Regions from separate parts of the Homo sapiens genome. Here region 1 is linked to region 2. Evidence: read pairs that join two places in POLR2A ChIA-PET (ENCODE). Cell type or tissue: HepG2. All regions are shown on one strand. Each heading gives the region's core, and the rest is flanking DNA. Links, peaks and the distances in the headings are about the cores only. Region 1 overlaps ZSWIM6 (zinc finger SWIM-type containing 6). Region 2 overlaps ELOVL7 (ELOVL fatty acid elongase 7).

Region 1 (8,160 bases), core at 2,876-5,375, 540 kb after region 2:
CAGCTTTGGAGGATGGTTGTGTTGGGTGATTTTGATCATCTTCCATGAGATGTTAAGTTTTGAAAGAGAAATTAACTTGCAGGTTAGATCTAATCGTATATATGCAGCAAAGTTAGGTTTTCAAAATATATTTGAGAAATTAAATATCTCATTTTAAGGTCCTTTTAAAATGTTACAATTATATTATTTCTTGTTGCTGGTAAAGAGATTTGACATTCTTTGAAAGATAGGGTTTTATCTGTGCAATTCCTGAATGCTGATGTTAATTGGAAGGATGCAGTAGAACCTGTCAGTACATTTAAACTCTTACTAACTGAATAAGCTGATCAGATACTTTGGAAGCTCATTGAGTGAATTAATGTGCTTAAAACTCAGGTGACTGGTTCCCTATTCCTGCCTTGAGAGTCTGTTTACTTAAAGTATTTTTCATTGTTAGTTGGTATCAGATCTCTAATGTTGGAAGATTTTATAGAGAAAATATACATGAGAAGATACCATGTAGAATAAGTCCACAAAAGCAAGTTTTAAATTCTCTTACGTAATTACAATCAGTACAGATTAGAATTTTGTATACGCCAGGTTGTATGTGATAAATGTTTGCTGATAGTTACTAGCATTTTTATGAGTGTAGTACTGTGTAGGGATTCTGTAATTTAGGTATAAGGGGCATACCTGGAGTCTTTTCTGGTGTGGCTGTAGGTCTTTGTTGGTAGAGGCCTGGTCATGCTGAACCTTTACTCCTGCTGCTACCTTTTCTATTAACTCATTTCTACAAAGAATATTGTGATTTTTATAATAAGTACTTGTCATAAAATAAGATTCTAAAACCCAAATATCATGTTTGTAATCTAGTTGTTTTATGTGAGCAAACTTTTAAATATGTAATATGTTAGCCCTGTTCCTTTATGACTTTGTTTTTTAGTGTTCTGCAAGTTTCCTTATCCTTAGCACTTTGGACTTTTTTTTTTTTTTTGGTGAGACAGAGTGTCTCTCTTGTCACCCAGGCTGGAGTGCAGTGGTGCAATCTTGGCTCACTGCAGTCTCCAATCTCCACTTCCTGGGCTAAAGTGATTCTTCTGCCTCAGCCTCCTGAGAAGCTGGGATTACAGGCACGTGCCACCACGCCTGGCTAATTTTTTGTATTTTTAGTAGAGACGGGGTTTCACCATGTTGGCCAGGCTGGTCTGGAACTCTTGCCCTCAGGTGATCCATCCACCTTGGCCTCCCAGAGTGTTGGGATTACAGGTGTGAGCCACTGTGCCTGGCCAGGATTTTGTATTCTTGATGCCATTTTTACAGTTCTTTTTCCCTTCTTCCCCCAAATACCACTTGTGTAATTTTTGTCTGATATACGTTCAGCCCAGTGAACTAGCCAGTCTTTTCACGATTGTGGTTTATACTTTTCTCTAGACAGTGGTGAAGCTGATGAGTGAAATGACCAATGGCTGCTTTGTGATGATGGCAGGGTAGAATCAAGTGAGACTTGAGGGCAGCAGGTGCGGAAGACTGTGAACTCAACTTGCCTCACAGCTCCAGTTTGTTCTTTCTTTCTTTCCTTTCTTCCCTCATTTTCTTTCTTCTTTTCCTCTGTCCTTTCCTTTCTTGGGGATGGGGTGAGGGAAGGGAGGAGAAAGGAGTGTGTGGTAGAAAAGAAGACAAATCAGAAGAGATAAGTAATACCTACTGAGAGTATATTCCATTTCCCTCATTCCCTCCAGTTGTCCCCCTCTTCCTCCAATCACCCTTTAGGGAAATAAAGTTGAGGTCAGAAGGACCTATGTGTTACAGCTGCTGCTTAGCTGCTATTTTTAGCATGGCCCTACATCAGGCTGGCACCAGGCCACGACGGCACAGGGTCAGCACGTTGTGGGACTGCTGGTAAATGTCAAAAACTTAACTTTCAGATATCAAACAAAACTAAATTTCAGACATATTCTGTGCTGTGGTACTCTATTTGCTTTTATTTTTTCTGAAATAGGATGTACATGTTTTTAGAAGTGATTGATCTTTAATAGTAGCCATACATAAATCTTGGAATATGTAATGTATAGTTTATTTTAGGTAGGAGAAAGATTTAAGAATTGTCTTGTCAGGTCAGACGTGTAATCCAGCTCAATACTTTTCATTTTGCGGTGCCACCAAGAGGTGTGAAATTTGCCTGATTTATTTACTATGCCTCGGGGGTTCTTAAAATTGCTGTAGCTGTTGAAGTTGTGGAGTCTGAATTAGTTTATATAATTATAGGTGCCATCAGACATTAAAAAGAAACACATACTGTTTTTCCTACAGTTATCCCTGTTCTCTTGGCTAACTCATTTGTGTGTGTTTAGATTTGGTTAATACTCTAGTAATATATTTAAAACTTACTGTTCATTTTTGTAGGGAGCAGCTAGGTTTTAGTTGAAATATTAGTATCTGGGTCTAGATTCTATACACCCTAGAGCCAGTGTTATGTAGATTGTGTTTGCAAATTGAGTTTAAAGTTTTTGGATGCATATATGAATTTAAGAATGTGGCTATCTGTAAATATGTTGTATTTGTTCTTGAGTAATTTTGGAAAGAAAAATGTCACAAGGTGAATTTGTATCTTTGGAAGGGACTTTAGTAAGAATAGTAATTGTATTCTTTCTATAAAGGTACATAGAAAAACTGAGGGCATGTTGGGGATGATTTGTGTTGTACCATGAGCTACACTGAATACAAATGGAAACGCTGATGATTATTTGCTTATCCAGTGAGTAGTGGTGTAATGTTCTTAAATCCATCAGATGGCAGGATAACGTTTAGTAGTGCAATGATCTGACACCCTTCTTAAGGTAACACAAACTAATTGGCCCAAATAACTAGAAATGGAATCAAACTGATTTTCTTCACATTATCTTTAAGGTAGTTATTGGATGAATTCTGCTGAATTTACTCTTATGGAAATAAGAAAGCTTATGTTGAGGGATTTAGTGAAAGGTGAATTGCTTGGTCTAGTATACAACAGAAGGCAGATGTTTTAGAGTTTATTTACATTCTTACATCTTTTTGTTGAAACAGAGTGTCGCTCTGTGGCCCAGACTGGAGTGCAGTGGCGCGATCTCAGCTCACTGCAACCTCCGCCTCCCGGGTTCAAGTGATTCTCCTGCCTCAGCCTCCCGAGTAGCTGGGATTACAGGCGCCCATCACCACGCCCAGCTAATTTTTGTGTTTTTTTTTTAGTAGAGACGGGGTTTCACCATGTTGGCCAGGCTGGTCTCGAACTCCTGACCTCAGGTGATCCACCCATCTCTGCCTCCCAAAGTGCTGGAATTATAGGCGGTAGCCACCGTGCCTGGCCCACATTCTTAAATCTTAAAACAGATTCTTATATTTTGGATGACAGCAAGTTGGGTAGTTTGCTGAATTATTAGGAAACATAGTGAATATCTTGGGGATAGAATATCAAGTTCATTGAACTATATCATAGTGTAATCTTTCTGTAGTTAGAGGTTATAGTAGATAATTCAAAAGTGGCCTGGAGATAGATTGTCAGCTGACCTATTGATATCAATGTATCTCTCTAGATATGTGTATATGTATAATTTAATATGATGCATAGAACATTGTAGAGTACTGGATGTTAGTGGGTAAGAGACTACCTTTTGTATCTTTAATGCAATTTACGTTTTGTTTAGGTGAGTCATGTAAATTGATGTGAGCTCTAGCTTAACATGCCTTATTAAAACCAAAGCCCAGTAGGTAGTTTGATTAGTGCTGTTTAGAGTTTTTATAAGCAAAGTGCTCAGATGACTTTCCTTATTAGAACTTGTCAGAGCAGTTTCTTTGCAGTTTTCATGGATCTCCCTTAGCAACTTACTAAAGAGGCATTTTGTTTAAGCTGTTTCATAAATAGCAGGAAATTCCAAAGGCCTGGATTGTATTGCATTTTTGCTTTCAATAATGACTACTACTGTGGGGGAAAAAGCCGTTAAAATACTCTATTCATTTTAACAATTTGTAGCAAAGTACTTTTATTTTAAAATGGATGAATTTTTTAAAAAAGTACAGATTCAAGTTTCATTCAAGGTTTTCACTGTTTTCATTAAAATTTTTTGTAGTTTATATTTTAGATGTGTTAGACAACAATTAGTGATATAATAGCTAGTAACTATGAGTTTATTCAAAATTTACTGTTATGTAATTGGGTATGAATTTGTTTCAGTAGCTCATAGCTACTCCGTGTGGCATTTTGCTGAGTGAATTGTACCCATCCCTAAATTACCAAGTTACGCAAAGAGGAGCTGACCTTGAACAACATCTGGCAGTATTACGTGTTGTGCAAGAACAGGAAAGACAAATACCAAGCTCTGTGCAACATTTATGGTGGCATCACCATTGGCTAGGCCATCATCTTCTGTCAGACTCATTGAAATGCCAAGTGGTTGATCATGGAGATGATGCAGGCTGGCCACCAGGTGTCTTTGTTAAGTGGAGAGCTGACCATGGAGCAGTGAGTTTCCATCATTTGGAAGTTTCAGGATGAGAAGTTTCTCATACCAACAAATGTTTGCACTGGAGGGATTGATGTGAAGCAAGTCACCATTGTTGTGAACTTGGATCTCCCTGTAAACCAAGCAGAGGAGCCAGACTATGAGACCTACCTCTGGTGCATAGGGGGCACAGGACAGCTCTAGGAGAAAAAGGCCTCACCTACAACATTATTGAAGCAAATAAGCTGTGCGTGCTTATGAAAATCCAGGACCACTTCAACTTTAAGCATCTGGACCACAAAGATGTGGAAGAAATGGAATATATAGAATATTAAAGAGAAAACTGTATTGTTTGTGAAAATATCCTAATTTATGATAGAATGTCCTGGTGAGTTTTGAAGATAAGTTTTCATGCTGAAAACGTCCACTTTTCGACATGAAACTCACAAACGGCAAAATAAGTGTCATAGTACCCTTGGTTTTAAGACCTGAAGTATTTTTGAAACCAAGTTGATGTTAAGCATGTGATCTTTTTGAATTAAAAAAAAGCAAGATTTGGGCCGGGCATGGTGGCTCACGCCTGTAATCCCAGCACTTTGGGAGGCTGAGGCGGGTGGATCACGAGGTTAGGAGATTGAGACCATCCTGGCTAACACGGTGAAACCCTGTCTCTACTAAAAACACAAAAAGTTAGCCGGGTGTGGTGGCGGGCGCCTGTAGTCCCAGCTACTCGGGAGGCTGAGGCAGGAAAATGGCGTCAACCCGGGAGGTGGAGCTTGCAGTGAGCTGAGATCATGCCACTGCCCTCCAGCCTGGGCAACAGAGTGAGACTGTCTCAAAAAAACAAAAAACAAAAGCAAGATTTAAAAAAGAATGTAGTTTGTATTTTTAAAATAGCATACGTAGGATGAGTCTTGGTGGTAGTGGGTTAAGCCATGGTGGATTAAGCTCTGAAAAACCAAAAAATTCATGTAGCCGTATTTAGATATAGAGAGTTCTCACCCCTACCTCCATTCAGGTATTTGTACTTCATTGGGCTGCTTATTTAATATTCTTGTATAAAAACTTTTCACATCTAGATTTTCCCCCTTCATACTTCCTGTTAAAGATAGGAAACATTATAGTTCAGAATGTAATCTGTAAAAAGTTCAGTATATGACAGTCTATTTTAGGGTCGTTTCAGGGATTTATTGGCTTTACCACATTTAAACTGCTAGTTTAAAAATTTATGAGTTGCTGTTTTCCTCTTCGATCCTTTACAATTGTGCAACAATTAATTTTCTCTTCCTCTTTTGTTTCCCTTGTCTTAGAATTGAGCTTTGAACCCAACTCTTTCAGGAAGCCTTATTTAATAATCCTAAAACATTCTATGTCTTAGATTCATACTGTTTCTTCTTAAAAATCTGTAATAGTAAACCAGATCCATTTAGATAATCTGGCTTCCTTTCTAGATTGAGGGGCATTCTGTCTCTCCAGTGAATGTGGGTAGAACAATCCCTTCTGTAAGGGATTGTTGTGGAGACTGACCCTCGCCTGATTCACGGTCTTTTCCAAATTTGAGAACACAGCTGTGGAACTCATCGTTAATGTAAAAATCGGAGAAAATGAGGGACAGTTTTTTTTAATGAGAAATCAGAATATCCTTTGTAGGATTGTAGATTTCTAAGCATCTTTGATGAAGGAAGCATCAGTTGTCTAATCAAATTGAATCAAAATATGGAGTGCTAACAGATGTAAAAATACTCTACCATACACTGTTATGGAGTAGTCATTTTGAATTTATCATTGTTTAGCAGGTATTTCTAGTCTTGTTTTTTTGGGGTGAGAATTACAGAGCATTTAAATACAAAGTCTTTTTTTGGAGTGAAAGATGAATCTGCTAGTTTGAAAAAAAATTCTGGCAAATTTTAAATCTAGAACAGCCAACTACTGTATTAACAGTGCCAGTGCATTATATGCATAGTAGACATTGAAATGTCACTTGAATGAATGATAGCCTTAGAGTATATGCCAGCCCTGTGGGTGTCTGCATGAAATTCTCTTAATTGAAAAAAATAGCTCCAGTTTCTAATTTCTATTTGATTTTCTGAATGTGAATTGCTGTGGCATAGTCTTTGAGGGAGGTGAATAGGAATATGACTGCTGGATAAGTAGGCTGGTTTTCAGTACTGGGTTTGTCATCAATATATTTCTCCAAATACCGTGTAGGGTTTCTTTTTTTTTTCTTCTCATTTGACGAGACCTTTTCTTTAAGCTTGTTAACTTGCTAGTAGTAGCATCAGGCCAAAAGCTATTCTGAAAGCAATTTATTTATTAGATGATTCCAACTTCTAAACAGAAAGTAACTTGAATATTCCCATATAGAACAGTACTTTTGGGTTACCTAGAAAAATAATTTTGAATTATAAATGCCTTTGTGGGATTAAGTGATTGCTTTTTCCTTCTATTTGATGTTTCATTTTTAAAAGAAATTGGTATAACTAAGTTTAGTTTTTGAAAACTCTCCCTCTCACAGATGATATGCAAAAAAAACACATAACTTCAGAATATCCCACAAGATCTTACACATTGTGAAATGACACTGTCTAATTAATAGGAATGGTTTGCTACACTGGTCTCCAAAATGCTGATGACTTTCTCTTGAGGTAGAATTTGCTTAAGACTCAATTTGCATAACATGGGGTACTCCAGAGCAGTTTTCTGAACAATAATTTAACAATAGGGCTGTACTCTCAGTGCTTGGCCCCTGAGAGGGCTGGGTTATCCAGATATTGTGTGACCACCTGTTCCCATTTGTCCAGTCAGTCTTGGCTTATGTCTCTTTTCCTATACAGTCACCTCTTTCACTTGTACAAGTGTTCCAGTTTGGATAATAAAGTCTATGGTTACCCTAGGCATACATCTTGTTTCTCAGAAGGAAGAGGGCAAGATATAAATCAGTTTAGAATTGTGCGCTATGTGCACTTGTGTGTATAGGGAGAGAGTAAGAGAGGGAAGGTGGTGTTTTTTGGGATTGAAAGGTGACCTTTGGCTTATTTCTGGTCTCCGTCAGTGGGCTCTCCTCAATCTTTCATATATAGGAGATACATTTCTGTCTGTATCTCCTATTCAGACGAAAAGGAAGCAGTTAAGAGATTCTCAGTCTCCATGGGTTTGATGTCACCACCCCTGATTTTTTTTCTCAATTTAAAGATATGTAAATTTTATATTCTTATTTGAAGTTGTATTGTTTTAGCAATCTTAGATTGTTGTTCACAGGTACTGCTTTCATTTTAGGTACTTGCACTTAAGTAACGTATCATTTGCTAATCACATGGTCAGGAGCTTGGGGAAGATACCTGAGCCATTAGGAGGCGTCTTGTCTTACTATCCGTGTGCCTCTAGGCAGGACACTTACTGGCCCTGAACTTCCTCAAGTCCTTATAAAATGGGACTAATTATATCTTTATCACCTCTGTCGTAAGGCTGCTAAGAGGCTCACATGGGAATACATGAAAGTATTTGAATTCTAAATAGTACACAAAAGGGAAATAGATTGTTACACATCACTCCAGTTTTACCTAATTTCCTTCATTTATTCTTCTAGTTTTCTGTATTTTTCAAAAACTCTGTAATCATATATTGATTTCATAATTAGAGAAAGGAAACATTGTTTTAAAAAAATCTGTCTCATTACCATTAAAACACAAATTTCTCTATCCACAGA
Region 2 (8,160 bases), core at 2,258-4,757:
AATCCTAATTTTGTTTTTTTTTTCTCCAGGTGGTGAATGGTACAACAGGATTGATTCTGATTATGGAAACTCCATACACTGGTGAACAGATAAAAATGCCTTAAAGGGAATGGGATGCAACCTATGAGGTGGAATGAATCTTGCTATGAATATTGAACACTACAACTCAGGTTCCTGAATTCTTCTTTTTTTCACTTTCCATGTCCTTGGGCTACAGGAAAAAATGACTATAAACTGAAATTATCAGCCCTCAAACTATTGCTCAGTGAGAAAAAACAAACTGGCTCAAAAACACTGAGGGAAAGAGACAGCAAAGCACCCAAACTGTATCAGACCAAGTATGTGGTCTGACCAGAAGTGCCCTAATATTCATTTGATGAAAAAAAAAAAATCACTAGAAAACTTTACAAATAAACTGTGGGGGGAAAGAAACCAAAGCAAAAAGGACACAGCAGACAAAAAAGAACCCAGAACAACAAAAGGTAACTAAAGGAACAAAAGGAAATTCTCCAGAAGGGTTTTGAGTTAAAAACATGTATTCATAAAATGATAAAAGAATAAAATGGGGCCGGGCGCGGTGGTTCACGCCTGTAATCCCAGCACTTTGGGAGGCCGAGGCAGGTGGATCACAAGGTCAGGAGATCGAGACCACCCTGGCTAACATGGTGAAACCCCGTCTCTACTAAAAATACAAAAAGTTAGCCGGGCATGGTGGTGGGCACCTGTAGTCCCAGCTACTTGGGAGGCTGTGGCAGGAGCATGGTGTGAACCCGGGAGGCAGAGGCTGCAGTGAGCCGAGATCATGCCACTGCACTCCAGCCTGGGCGTGAGACTCCGTCTCAAAAAAAAAAAAAAAAAAAAAAAAAAAAAGAATAAAATGGAATGGGAGACTGTAGGACCAATGAAACAAATTGAGGACCAAAGCTCATTAGCACACTAAAAGATAAATCAGAAACAGCCAGAAACAGAGTATTCACAACCAAACAGTGATTTCTAGGTATAGAAGAAAACCTGAAGTGTTCAAATGAAAATGATAAAGGTTAAACTAATAGAAAAAAAAAAGAAGGGCAAAGATGATCCCATAAAAGGGTAATTGGTCTTTCTAAAGTACACGATTCAACAAAAGAAAAAGTAACATATTCAAATACATGACAAAAAATAATTTCCTACTGACTTTATAGACAGACTGAGAAAACAAGGTTGTAAGATAATCTGATGCATAACAATCAATAGCAAGACAAATCCTGGTTAAATTGATGAACTCAAAGAATAAGAAAAAATTCTTATGCATCTATGCAGAAAAATCAAATTAAAGAAATCAAAGAAAACCTAAATAAATGGTAAGTGATACCATGTTCATGGTTTGGAAAACTTAATATTGTTAAGATATCAATTCTCTTAAATTGGTCAACACAATTCCTATTAAAATCCCATATACTTAGCATATGACCCAGCAATTTTACTCTTAATATTAACCCAAGACAAAGAAATACTTATATTCATTCCAAAACTTGTACATGAATGTTTATAGTGACTTTATTCATAGTCACCCAAAATAATAAACAACTGAAATTTTCTTTGACTAATAAATGGATAAACAAACAGTGGTATATCCATTCAATGAATTACTACTCAGCAATAAAAAGAAAAAGGCTGCTGATACAACATGGATGAATCTGAACTGTATTTCTGTTAAGTGAAATAAGCCAGACTCCAAAGAATACATACTATAAAATTCATCTATGAAATTCTGGAGAAAGCTAAACTATAAAGTTGGAGAACATGTCAGAAGTTGCTGGGGTTGGAGGATGGAGGGGAGTTCATTACAAAGTGCAGCACAAGACAATTCTGGAGGGTGATGGAAATGTTATGAGAACAAAATGGTTTTTTCTTTAAAAAATAATATTAAGAGACTGGTAAAATGTTGACAATTTTTGAGAATGGTTGATGATAGTACATGGGTGTTAATATCTACCTCTGTGTATGTCTGACAACTCTATTTTAAAATGTTTAAAAATGAAAGAAAGAAAAAGAATGTTAAGATGACAACTGGTATTGGTATGTCGAAGAATCTAAGGAAGAAAACTAGTTCTCCAGTGTTGAGTGAATATGGATGAAGAAAAAACCTACTGAATTTTGAAACTAGCTAAATTTATAAACTTCTACAGTATAATACACAGTTGGGTGGCAGAAATCAAACCCAGGCCCCAAGGAGTGAGGAGGCATTGAAAGTAGCTAGTCTTGATAAATATAAATTTATCCCAGAGGAAGGTTTGAATGGAAGGACTTCTAGAGCTTGTCTAGCTGTGACGACTGAGGTTCTGAAGGATTTTCCAATAAAGAGTTGGACCCAACACTCAGCTCAACTGACTTCTGGGATCACTCCCTTTCTATGACCCAGTTACTCAAGATACTTATTTATAGGAGGAAGAAAGAAGATAGTAGAGTGAAGGACAGATTTATTTCAAGGACAAAAACATCTTGAATACATTTGTAAGGCCAAGAAAAGTTGGTGGAAGAGGAGAAGCTGAAATTGCATGAGTGTTTATGTATATGCCTAAGGCAAAAGCTTTGATTTCACAGGAAATCAGAAAAAAAGTAGGAAAATAGAGAAACCATAGCCTCACATTGGAGGAGAAGCAAACAGACTAACAATCCTAATTTTTTTTTCTCCAGGTGGTGAATGGAACAACAGGGTTGATTCTGATTATGGAAACTCCATACACTGGTGAACAGATAAAAATGCCTTAAAGGGAATGGGATGCAACCTATGAGGTGGAATGAATCTTGGTATGAATATTGAACTCTACAACTCAGGTTCCTGAATTCTTCTTTTTTTCACTTTCCATGTCCTTGGGCTACAGGAAAAAATGACTATAAACAAATTATCAGCCCTCAAACTATCGCTCAGTGAGAAAAAACAAACTTTATCTTGCCTGCCTGCTTTGCATTTGTGGCCAGTGGAACTTCACTTGAGGCTTGTTAACACAAATGAATCTTTGAATGTTTTAGGTACTTAAGAAAATGGAGCATTTCTTATAGTATGAAGGAAAACATTTGTGGGCAGAAGAACTAAAAAAGCAGGTTGGCCCAGTTTAAGGCAGTACCCCTAGGATCCTCCTCCTGCTATATTTCAATACTTAACACACACCTTCATTTCCCATTCATGGGTGAGGACATGGACACTGGAATCACATACTGAAGGGAAAGGGAGATGATGAATTCATTCATTTATTAAAGGCTTTTCATGTGGATTTTTCTAAGCCCACTGCTTATCTAAATTTCTGCTTAAAAAGCTTCTACAGAGAATTCATGTTAGAAACATTATTTTATTCAAAACTGATGATAGATTTGCCCATTACCTATACATGATTATTCTGTGGAATCAATTACTAAATTATACAAATATGCAATCCTACAGCACATTATATGTAACCAGTACTGATATTCCACTCTTGTGCTTTAGGACAGGCAGGTCAGTTTTTCAGGGCTGGCATCTGATCTGATTCATTGGACATCCATGCCACACTAGTTATTAATATTTTGGTTCTAACTCCTGCACATACCTCTATATTTGGGAGTCATTATACTGCATTTCATTTGTGGATATGTTTTACCTCACCTAGAATTTTGTAAGTTCTTGTAGGGTAGGGTGGAAGGGCTTCTTAAGCAAATTTGTATTGTGCACAGTACCGACCCAGGGGAGGTGAGTCAAGGACTAAATATCCATGGCATTCGTCAATCAGTAAAGAAATTCTCATAGCTGTACTGGGCAGTAAGAAGGCCCAATTTTCTCAGTTTCAATTTTAACTTAGAAGAGTAAGTAAATAAGGTATATTTATCTGTAAATAATTCACATGACCAGGTCAACCTCTCAACTTTCTGTTGTCTAACTGTATTCTATTTGTGCTTCTGCCCTTTACTGAGAGGCTGTATTTATCTTCTCAAAAGATCTTCTTTACTGAGATTTGATTCTCAAAAACTTGAGGAATGTGTTTTCATTAAGGTCAGTTGTACTTTTTTTAAAAAAAACTTTGCAAATTAGCTGCATTTTATTCATTTGAACTATGAACATTCATACCTAGAAGGAAAAAACCAGTATATAGTATGTGTGTGTTTATGCACATACTATATATATACTACTATATATAGCATAGAAGATAGTATAGTCATTAGCATACTGGGCATTCTAAGTGTTTCTCTTTATTGGCTTCAGTGTCTTTTGCAAGTAGTCCATCTGACTTATTTTCTGATAAGTAGAAGGTGTCTTCCTCTTTCCCACTACATTTTGTTAGACTAATAAATAATGACATATTCCTGAAAGGGGAAATGGAAAAGGTAAAAATAAAAATAAATAAATAATGACATACCAAGAATAAAAGATTAGAAGCTGAAAAACTGGGGCCTGTATAACTCACACAAAGGCCATCAACCTTTGTCTTCATGGATGTATGGATTAACGGGTTATTGAGGGAGTGAGTTATTTACCAGGAGAGTGAGTCTGTTATAAAAGCCAGTCTAGCCAACTCTCATGAGCCCCCTCACCATGTGATGCCCTGTACCACCTCAGGACTTTGTAGAGAGCACCACCAGCAAGAAGGCCCTCACCAGATGTAGCCCCTTGGCCTTGGACTTCCAGCCTCCAGAACTGTAAGAAATAATTTTTTTCTTATACATGACCCATTCTTTAGTATTCTCTTATAGCAACATAAAGGGTAAGACACCTAATCTCAATCTTAATCTAAGATAAATTATAGAAAAAAACATAAATGAGAAATATAATTCCAGGTACAGTCACTCAGACCTTTAACCTCAGCAATTTAGGAGGCCAAGGCAGGAGGATTGCTTGAGGCCAGGAGTTTGAAACCAGCCTGGACAACACAGGGAGACCTCATCTCTACAAAATTGTTTTTAAAAAATTAACTGGGCATGATGGCACACACCTGTTGTCCCAGCTACTCAGGAGACTGAGGCAAGAGGACCACTGAAGCCCAGTAGTTTGAGGTTACAGTGAGCAATGATTGTGCCACTGCACTGCAGCCTAGGCAACATAACAAGATCCTATCTCTCAAAATAAATAAATTAATTAAATAAAGAAAAGGAAATATAAAGAATAAAATGTTATCTTGAGAGAAAATGAAATAGTACAATGTAACAAAGAGTTTCTTGCTGTTAAGTTTGACAATAGAGAACCAAATTTATTGCTTGGTATATATTTAATTTTCATCAGAAAATGTGTTGGAATAGAAAAAAATTTAACTGGTTGTGACCTATGTTGTTCAATAACAATAGTGACAAGCCCTCTCTAGGCTGGAGAGGACAAGCTGCAAAATTTAATTGGAAAAAAAAAGAATAGGCATATGATAATGGAATAAGGGAAAGGAATTGTTCTTGAGTAGATATGACAGACTGTGATTTAGCATGGCAGGGATTCTGGATCACAGCATCTCTAAAGGTATTCCTCATGGAAGGTGTGACTCTTCTCAGATAATCATCTTGCTTGGTTAAAGGTTTCCTCTCTCACTGGAATTGTACACAAAGGTTGAGAACCTCCCTCTTGCTAAACCTAAAGGCTTATCCTAAGTTTTTGTCTACTCTGATCTGCCTGCAGTCCCTCATTGTTGACCTCTCCTTCCTTCTCACAGCCCTGACCTTGGCTTCCACAGTATAGCATTCATCTCACTGGCCTCAAGCCTTTCCATCATTCAGCTCTTGCTTGTTTTGTTTAGCTGGTTATTTTCTTCATACCCCTGCACTGAAGGATTTCTCCCTTCAATCCTTGGTGCTCTCTTTGCTTTCTATCTACTTGTTCCTAAAACAATGGTAATGACTCCTAAGTCTACACTCTGAACCCTAACCTTTCATCCATGCCAGAGTCCATTTTCTCCAACTGCCAATAAACATTATAATTTGGATATTCCACCATCACAGGAAGCCTAACTAATCCCAAAAGGAACTCATCTTGCCCAGCTTCTATCTTCAACCAACAGGTTTATTGATCCGTCACCTTCACAGGCGTTAATGGCTTGACTTTTCTTTTACTCCAAGCCATTAGAATCATCTTTGACTGTGCTCTTTTACCTCCAACCTGTGAGCTGTTACAACCTGACTTTTCTCAAATGAAAATGTTCCCCACAATTCTCACTGCTAACAACCAGAACTTCGGTTGACACGTGTATTACTATAACTGGGCCTGGATAACTCTTGCCTCTACTCATATATCCCTTAAATCTACGCTTAGGGTTAATCTTATTAAGAGAAAAATATAGTCCTAAAATACCACTTTCATCACCTTTTCCCCTTTCCCTATTCTAAATTACATCAAGTCCCAAGTTCTCAGCTCCACTATCTGACTCCACTCTTCTCATTCAACACTCCCTACTGCCCTCCAATGTAAAAATCTCTATTTCCCTTTAGTAAGTTATTTCTCACCTGCCCCCATTCCTCCCTCCCAATCTCAGAAGTCATCAACTCTTTGTTTTTGTTTATATCAATTTTTTTTTTTCAGTTAACAGAAACAGGGATTGTTACTTCAGAGAACACTTGTTAAAAGACCACTAGCCTGGTTGTAGTACAAAAAGGATTTGCAAAGAGGGGAAGCAGGAGATAAACTCGACAGGTAGATTGGGGCTGACTAAGAAGGTCCCTAAGGGCAAGTGCATCACAGTCTTTTCTCTTAGATAGTTAGCTGTCAGGCAAACACACTGAAACAATCATCAAATTATGATAAAGCCCAGACAAGCAAAACAAAATACGAAGGTCTCCCTTGTGACCACCATGTATGAGATTTGTAAGAACAAACATTTCCTGCCATGGGAACTTTGCCACTGTGTGCCTCAGATGAAAGCAGTTCCTCTGCTTTCATACATTAACCAAGAGATTCAAAAGCAAGGTGGCAACAAGAACGAACTCAGCTAAGCTACTTCTCTGACAAAGGTCGGAAAGACTTTTCTCAGTTGCCCAAATCAGCCTGTGCCAACCTGGAATCCTCATTATTGAAATCTTTTGCAAAAAGAAAGCTGTCTTGATTAAAGTTTTAAAAATCGGTGGTTCTGAAAAGAATAAAATTTTCATAATGAGTTATTATGAAATCTGTGAAATGGGTCAAAAATGCATAAGGAAGAAGCAGAACCACAGATGACAATCAGCCTTCTCATCCAGCCTCAGTAGTCATCTTGGAGTATTGCTCAAAAGTCAAAGAGGTGTTAACAGATTCTGTGAGGAGATTGCAGAGTTTTCTTGAAACAAAGGGATCTGACCCAGCATACCACAAGCAGTACAACTAGGCACATCCCCTGAAACCAACTATTGTCTCTACTTCTTGAGGCAAGGGAGTATAGTGAGTTGCTACCCAAGTTATCCAAGAGAATAACAATAACGCCCACTAACTGAAGGTTCTGGGTCATGTACTGTGCTAGGTATTCCACTGACATTATCACATTCAATCTTCCTAGCAGCTCTTATCAGAGAAATACCATTATCTTTATTCTACAGATAAGGAAACTGAAGCTCAGAGAAGTTAAGGAACTTGCCCCAGATCACACAGTTACTAAGCTGTAGAGGAAGTGTTCAAAGTTCAGGGTTCCAGTCTATGCTCGTCATGATAGCACACAGCTTCCCAGTGTGAAGGGCAGTAAGAAGAACAAGATGGTGAAATGAATTTCATCAATCAACCAACATTTATTAACACCACACTAAGCCCTATGCTGGGCTTAATTGTGAATGGTAAGCAGAAAATACAGGGCTGGAGACTCACCTCCACCCCATCCCCATTTACTGCTCCTAAAATCCCTATCCCATGAAAAACATCACATGAACTACATTGCAGCTAATTGCCAGGAAACTATAAGAGGACCCTAACAAAGCATATGAGCTGATAGTCTTAAATTCAAAGCATATACAGAATTTTAAGTGGTAGCCTTTAAACATATGCTACCAAGCTAATGCATAATGAACTGAAATCAATACTACTATTATACAATAATCGGTCCACATTACTTTCTGTAACAAGTGTGATTTTAATTGGATTAAGGAATTTGTAGCATGTTTTCCCTCTAAATAACCCACATGAAAATACTTATCATTCTTTAAATGTTTTTGTTCACTTCCTCCTATATGGGAACATAAAACTATGGAAAATACTAGCAAGAATCACAGCTT

Evidence for each region. Peaks named below come from ENCODE experiments on the same cell type or tissue, not always from the same donor. Only the 100,000 strongest peaks of a DNase experiment are listed, where the experiment ranks them.
Region 1: POLR2A ChIA-PET joins it to region 2 with 5 read pairs; 1 of 35 experiments calls an interaction of 5 or more read pairs at or near these places.

What each region holds. Positions count from the first base shown.
Region 1 is chr5:61,342,928-61,351,087 of GRCh38, forward strand. All of the region lies in intron 1 of ZSWIM6 (zinc finger SWIM-type containing 6), which reads left to right. It also overlaps the pseudogene LOC100421309. Among named protein-coding and RNA genes, the nearest start is that of ZSWIM6, 15 kb to the left of the region's middle. In HepG2, for the core only: a CTCF peak has its summit at 4,475 (motif pointing right); a DNase peak (open chromatin) is centred at 4,364.
Region 2 is chr5:60,807,152-60,815,311 of GRCh38, forward strand. All of the region lies in intron 1 of ELOVL7 (ELOVL fatty acid elongase 7), which reads right to left. Among named protein-coding and RNA genes, the nearest start is that of ELOVL7, 33 kb to the right of the region's middle. In HepG2, for the core only: no CTCF peak of the experiment used is centred there; a DNase peak (open chromatin) is centred at 3,720.